2 separate regions of the Homo sapiens genome follow, and region 1 is linked to region 2. The links are chromatin contacts, found by Hi-C in ENCODE. All regions are on one chromosome and are shown on one strand. Each heading gives the region's core, a stretch centred on a gene start or an enhancer-like site at or near the end of the contact. The rest is flanking DNA. Distances are from core to core; before and after follow the strand shown.

What was found. A loop is a pair of places that touch in the nucleus more often than their neighbours do. Pooled maps may share reads with other maps.
Region 1: a loop to region 2 is called in a map of gastrocnemius medialis, with 4 times the contacts of the local background. The contact joins the promoter of ARRDC4 here to the promoter of LINC02254 in region 2. A Hi-C loop is called at or near these places in 2 of 168 maps with a recorded cell type or tissue (Right ventricle myocardium inferior and gastrocnemius medialis) and 2 of 50 pooled maps.

Annotation. Positions count from the first base shown.
Region 1 is chr15:97,959,047-97,962,601 of GRCh38, reverse strand. It overlaps ARRDC4 (arrestin domain containing 4), which reads right to left and starts at 1,899. Exons shown (of 8, transcript NM_183376.3): 1 at 1,434-1,899. The coding sequence starts at 1,740.
Region 2 is chr15:97,520,479-97,524,453 of GRCh38, reverse strand. It overlaps LINC02254 (long intergenic non-protein coding RNA 2254), which reads left to right and starts at 2,643. Exons shown (of 5, transcript NR_120324.1): 1 at 2,643-2,873.

The DNA.
Region 1 (3,555 bases), core at 650-3,149, 440 kb before region 2:
TGAATTAAAAAAAATGTTAGCCCAGATTTTACCAAAGCAGTTTTTTATTGCTAATCCCAGGTTCAACTGCTTTTAATTTTACATCTATTGACTCAGCAGTTATAGGCCCAGAGATACAGTCCAAAGTCCTGGACAAAAATCAATGTATGTCTCACTCCCAAGGTCCTTGACTCCATTCGGCCATCTTGCAAATTGTATTGTCTGCTTCCACTGGGGCCTGGGTTGATCCTGGAAGCCATACTGAGGAAAGTGCATGAAGGAGTAAGAACTATCACTAACACACTGTTCCCATTGATCCAAAAGGCAGTTTTGGTTCCAAATATAGTTTTCCTCACTACAATTTTGGGATGACTCAGATGATCACTTACCTCGAGGAGTTCACTGTGTCCACAGTAGGATAGGGCAAAACCACATATTCTATTATATTTTGTATAAGACATAGCACATAGATATAATGCGTTTACTCTTCAAGGAGAGGAGGTGCATACCATTGTTTTATTTGATAGATAAAAGCTCATGGCAAAAACGTAAAAGTTTAAACTAGTTTCCATCCATGAAATGAGTAAGACTCATGGTTCTTAGTATTTTCGTGACTAAAGGGATCCAATTTTGGTATCTAATATTAATGAAACGCTCATGTAGTGTGTCCCCACATGGGTACTTCTGGAAAAGTCTACACTGTGAACTGGACTTCACCAAAGTGAGCAGGAAGGGAAATCCCGACACGCCCTGATGCTCTTGTCTCTAAAGGCATTTTGAGTGGAGAGAAGTGGGGGAGAGGGGAAGAAGCGGGTAGGAGGGGAGGAGGAGGATGGGGAGGAAGAGGATGCGGAGGAAACAGCAGCAGTATCAGGTAGAGGTACAACTCTTACTAAGTTGCCCTGCTCCCCAGAAGAGGGAAACCAAGCATGATGATCAAGTCTGGAAAACACTTCCTTTGAACTCCTACCCCTCAGAAACTACTTCCCTATTCCCCAAACCAAATTTCTGCTAATTCATCATGAACCAAGAACGTATGCAGGATAGGGAGGAGTGGAGGCCATAGGACACGGGCACCGCAGAATGGAACCTCATAGCCGCCGGTTCCACCGTCCCTTTCTTGGACCAGAAGGAACAGGACCTAGATTTCTGGATCCCCCATTGTCCAATCACAGGTTCCCACCGCACCCAATGGCCCCCTCCCGTCGCGGTCCTAGAAAATCCCGAGCCACTGGTCCCGGTCAGGCCCGGCGGGCCAGGGGCGGGGCGCCAGGAAGAGCTGCGCACCCAGGACTTGCGGTCTCTCCTTACCCGCGAGGGTAGGCCGGACCCCACCCCCGGAAGCCCGCCCTGATCTCACCTGCCAGGTGGGCATCCCGAGGGTGCGCGGCCTCCCAGCCCCTCCCCGGCCCCGCAGCCTGGCGGGGGAACCCCAGGCGCTCGCCTGCGCTTACCGGCCGGGGGCTCCCGCAGGCTGAGGCGCACGTTCAGGTACTCCACCTCCGAGAAGACAGCCAGGGCCGCGGTGCTGGCCGAGGCGCGGGGGCAGGTGCTCGGGCCCCAGGCGGCGGTGGCGCGCCCCTGGGCCTCCAGGCGCAGCGCGCGCAGGGCCACCGGCTCGGACGCCTCCAGCAGCACGTGCCCGGCCACTGTCTCGCCGCTGGAATAGCAGCCCTTGCGCTCGTCCTCGAACACCAGACCCAGGCTCTTCACGCGGCCCTCGGCACCCACGGCCGCCGCGCACCCAGCCTCCCCGCCCATCCCGCCGGGCGACTCTTTCCTGCCCCTGAGGTCGGCAGAGGCCCGGAGCCGGGGTCGCGAGCACAGCGGCGCCGCTGTCACAGGCGCTCGCGGCAGGGTAAGGCCGCCGCGGCAGCCGTGCGGTACCCGATGGGGCACCGGCTCGCCGAGAGGCCTGTCGCTTTAACAAACCCAGTTGGGCCTGGAAAAGGGCCGGGACAGCCCACCCCCGGCGGGCGGCCATTGGTCAGCTGCGAGCCCTGCTTCTTGCTGATTTGTTGTAGATGGTCACTGAGTCATTTCATTGGCGCTCCCACGCGTGGGTGGGCGCAGGAAGGCCGTGCGTGATCAGGGAGTGTTGGCCAATCGGGAGGCTCCGGCGTGCACGTGCACAGGCCGTTTACTGGCTGAGGCCAGGCACAGTCCTGGAGCCCTGGCCAATAGTGAGGCGGTGCGCCCATGTGGACAGACAGTGGGAAACAGTATCTGTCAGGGAGGGGGCGGAACAGGGTTATCTCCGGCTCTCAGCGTGTCAGCCGTTCCCATAGTTACGAACGGGGGCGGGGTTTCTAGCAGCGTAAGGACTTTGCAGGAGCCACTGGGTTCTCGCTAAAGCATGAAGTTGTGGCTGTAACTGGCTTGTGTTTATGATTACATCTGCAATACTCGAGGGGAAATAGATGCTCTGGGAAACGGAACTCGGCAATATTTCCTTTTGAGATCTTGGGGGCCGGCCGCATCGGGACTTTAATGAATGACTTGGAATCTTCTAACCTCCAGGTTTTTGATCACCGCCTCTCCCAGGTTTCAGAATTCCCAGCCCATGTAAGAGCCATAGATAAGAAAAATGAGGGTTGTGGTTTTAAACCTGATACATCCCCTAAGGAGTTCTCCTCCTAAGCTCCGCAGTGTCGCTGTTAGGAATAGCTGGAACTCTGATTCTTCCTGCTGTAAATAAGATCATGAATCACATTGTTTTTGAACAACATCTGTCACTCAAGTTTCTGCCCCACCCGAAAGTTTCCTGACATCATTGTCATATCCACAGAAATTTCCAATTGCCTTGATGACTTGTTCCTCACGCCCAAGTTTCCTCCGGCTTGTCCTGCTACATTTTCCTTTTCAACCTTCCATTTTTTCTCTGTTCTGTTTTTTACCATCTTGCATAGCTGTCATTAGCTGGTCATCATTTTCTTAACTTTTAAGTTGTCCCCTTATCGACATGCCACGTTTGTGAGCTGTTATGTATTGATTAATCTCACAATGAAATTTAGCAATTTTCCTAAAAAAAAAACCTCAAAGTAAAGGTTGCTCTACTACCCTCGTTGAGTTTAGATTATTAATGTGGAGATTTAGTAAAGTTTTATAAGTTCAAAATTTCCTTATTACCTCTCAGAGAAAGTGGAAAAGTCACAAATTAGGCTCTGTGTAAAGTTCAGAAATAGTTGCTATTCTCTGACCATTTCGTCTAGAATAGCTCCCTACATGATCTTACTCTGCCTACTTTTTTTTTTATATAACACAACGTGACCTTACGTGTTTATCTATGTATTATCCATCCCACTCATTTGAAACACAGAACTTGTTCTCATTCGTTTTTTGACCTCTAGGGCCTAACACAGATCTTAGCATACAGTAAGTGCTCAATAAATGTTGAGTGATTGAATGATGTATCCTAACCGTGTAGTAGTATTGGCTCTGCAATACATGAATAGTGTTCTGCCTCTTACTCTACTAAACTTTCACTGTCTCCAGGCAATGGTTCCCTCCAAATTAAGTGGCTGGGAGAGGGAGAAAAGGACAATGGTCCTAACGGTAATGAAAGGACAAAATGGC
Region 2 (3,975 bases), core at 1,394-3,893:
AAGAATGAGATATTTTCGTTATTATTGATATGGGAAGGTGTTCAATATAATTACAAGAGAATGAATATGGAAAAATTCTCTGCTATAAAGAAAAAATATATACACACAAGTATCTATGTGTATATATGGTTCTATACATTTATGCGTATATTTGTGTGTGTAGGTATAGAGAGATATCTATAAATAAGAACGCTTCGGGAGCAACAAGCCTATTGGGCTGGAAGCAGAGGGTGAGGCTGGCTCTGGTGAACAGGAATTGCACTTATAGTTTCTCTGTGTATATATATTTATGTATATTAGTGTGTGTATTTGTGTAGTTTGTGTGGTGTGGGTGTGTATGTGTGTGTGTGTCTGTGTGTGTTTCCAGAAAGCCATTAGGATCAATCACCCTTTGGTTAATTTTATGATTAAATAATATTAAATTTGGGTGTCTTGATCCAAAACATAAGTGAAAATTAACTGCTATGAACTCTAAACCTATTTTAGATTTAAGGGAAATTATAATCATTCTCCTGATAATGAGTAGCAACATAAGACCCACAAATGTTTTGAATTAACTCTGATGACAGCATAGGATTTCTTCTGGCTGTTGCTCTCTTGTTAAATCATGTCTGAGGTATCCCTTATACAAAGGTATTCTCAAACATTTGCAATTTTAAATCAGCTTAGACATACCAATGTGAAACCAACTTAGAAATGAAGTCTGTATTCATTTCTCTTTAGATAGAAGACACATAAAGTCCCAGATAATATGTGTTAGCCAGGTGTAATCGAGATCATATTTTATCTTTCTCATTCTTTGTACCTGTGCTAAACCTGGCCCTGGTTAGCTTTCCCCATCTTGTAGGACTTCTAACAGTATTTCAATAAAACCAATATGTGATACTGATTTGCTCCTTGATCCCTGAACAGTGGTACATTTTTAACCATATTTCACTCCAGGCCATCTTGTAATTCCATCACTTGACTCCATGCCTAACTCTAGCTCTCCCTGTCTTCTTTGTCCATGTTCCAGGTAATGTGATTGGTACTACCACTGATGTATGGAACCCACAGTAGACAATGTCATGTTGGATTCTCAAGGCAAAGTGGAACTGGGTATACAGCTGTGGTGATTTTTAAGGGTCAACCTAGCAGAGCTGGAAATATGATTTCCAGAATTGCCTTCCTGTTATGGTTTGAATGAAGGTTGCCTGCAGAGGAATTTGTAAATGACTGGGCAGGTGAAGTAAAACAGTCGTCCTAAGGTTCAGAGAGTTGGAGTAGGGCTCCCAGCCTCACCAGAGCTGGGGCATATTGTCACTGACCCACTGGCTCTTCTTGCTGGGAAGGGCAGCCACTTGGACCCCCTCTCCTCCAGCTCCTCCTGTCTCTTCAAGTCTTAGGCCAAGTCCTGTTCAGAAATGTGGCCTAAGGTGTCACTCCTTCTTCAGATCACCCATGCCATCAAACTTGCAGGCAGTGAGAGACAGAAACAGTACCAATTTGTGCTCACAGGTTCCCATTTGTCTCTACGGGTTCCAGTATGTCCTCACGGATTTCAACTTGTCCTTGCGGTCACCACTTTCTGTCCAGCTTTTCTTCCCAGCCACAGGTCCTGCTGACCTACAGTGACTGGAGCCTCACCACATCCCACAATTACATAAGATGCAGCCCATCATAATCCCCACAGTCTGTGTCACTCTTAGTGGAACTACTTCCCTGACTGAATCCTAAATAACACAAGAGCAACAACGTTTCTCCATTGTTTCGTATGTCGGCTAGGTCTGAGGGACGGGACGGAAGCCCCCGGGGCTGGGGCTCACTCACTCTGTTCTTCATGTAACGCATTCACACCATGTGTATGAGCATTCAGCTTGGCGGGTGGAGCAGTTCGGCATTACTTGCTGGAAATAATTCAGAGCACTTATGACCAGGCTTTGGAACCCAAGCCAAGTGTTCTCGAGCACATCCGTACGGGGAACAAAAGTTTTGTTTTGTCCCCATCGTTCCCTCACCCGCTTCGGATGGGGAAATATTTGAAAAACGGAAGTGCCTATAATATTCTGCTTGTGCTACCAAAGTTCTAATGGTGTTTACCTGAAATGTTTCTATCATTCCCAAACTTTCAGGGTTTCTGTTGGTGATTGGCGAGGAACAGATTGCACTTTCCTGAACTGAAATCTAATGAATGCCACAAAGTGAAAATAAACTGGAGACACTTCAAAAAAGAAAAAGAAAAGAAAACTCACTTCAAGAAACCGAAGCTTTCCTACCCCCCTTCTTTTCCCCTCACTTGCAGCCAACTAAGCTCCCCACACATTCTGATCGTCTCCCTGCACAGTGTCTGTGGTGGTGACAACTGATTCATGTGTTCATTTGCATATCCCCCGGTGCCAGCAGCAGAATACAGAACGGGCCTCCTGTGCCGGCAGCCAACACAGCACTGGCAAATCAGGGAGCTGTCAGAAACAGCTGTCCATTAACGGAGTTTGTGGAAACAACCAGGAGCTGTTTGAAAATGCTAGGTGGTAGAATTTAATTGGAGTAGCAACTGTTCAAAATTAAGATTAAAAGGACCAGTCAGTCAACGTGGATTTCGTGACACCTTAAAAATAACGTTTCAGGTTTGATTAATGCTGCAAGAAGTTTGCACATTTCTCTCCTTTGCTGATAGGGCCTGCGTGCTGATAGTTGATTCAGTGAATATATGTAGCAGTGATAGCTCATGGGCTCCAGAGGTCAGATATCTTATTCTCTAGGCTGAAACCCTTGTTGCTTTAAGGAAACAGGATTTTAATAGGAATCACATGCAGATTGACTACAGGGAGCCAAGCGGTAGTGGAAGAAGCAAAGTTGGCGGTTTTGGAGACGGACGTCTATCTATCCACAGTGTGAGTACGTCTCAGCTCTGAGCGGCCCACCCTATCCCCTAAGCCCTCCTGGCCAGATACAGGAATTTACAGAATACACTCGCTTCCCAGCGGTGAGTTGAGAAGGAAAAGAGTTTTCATGGCCGGTTTAATCCTTGGCTTCTCTCCTGAACATGCCGAAAAGGGTGTCAGATGTTGCCAACATTGAAGCAAAGCGGGGAGTGGGTGGATGGGGTCACTGAAATACGAGGATCCGTAATGGTTTCCTAAAAAGACTTTTTATCCTTCTGAAAAATCTCAACTTTAGCATTCATTAAGATCAGAAAACAATCCTAACATGCCAGGCACAGCTACTTGTAATTTGAAACAGAGTTTGTAACCCCAAACACCACATTTTAACGATTTTTAATTTATGATTGAACTCTAGGTACTCAAGTCAACATTCTCAGTTCCACATTGATGATTCCTATTGTGGTCATTTAGTTTAATTCTTTGACTTTTATTCTTAAATAGATTGTCATGCTACTTCTTATAAACATCCATTTTAAAATTGAAAAGAACATTGAATGCAATTGAGAATGACAGCACATTTAGAGTACATTTAGATGTAATTGAGAGGGAAGGGGGTAAACTTGTTTTTCTAAGAAAACATCAGAGCGGATATACAGTAGGGTCAGGGCAATGAGTGCAAGGCGACAGTTCCAGATAGGTAGTGCACGACAGCCAGGAGAGGAAGTGACAGCTGGTGGCTTTAGTAAACAGATTTCAGTTTAGGATTTTCTGAACATTTTAATATGCTTCTCCACTGTACCTTTTGTTCCCAATTCAATAACAAAGCCGTTTCTTATTTGTTGCCTTGAAGTATCAGATTGGTTAGAAAACAGATATAGAAAAAAAAGAAAGTCACTTGGTATTAAAACAAAACATTTCTAAATATCTGACGCAATGTTATAGTAAAATGGGGGAGGTGAAGGGAAGGGAAGTTCTCCAAAAGAGAGCCTGGTGGGAATGCTTGCAAATGGAAAGACGTGGCATTTCATTCCTCGGAGGCTTTTTGCTTAAATTATGATCTCCTCCCAAACAATGTATATCTCCCAACTTCTACCCAACTGATCAAGAGGCC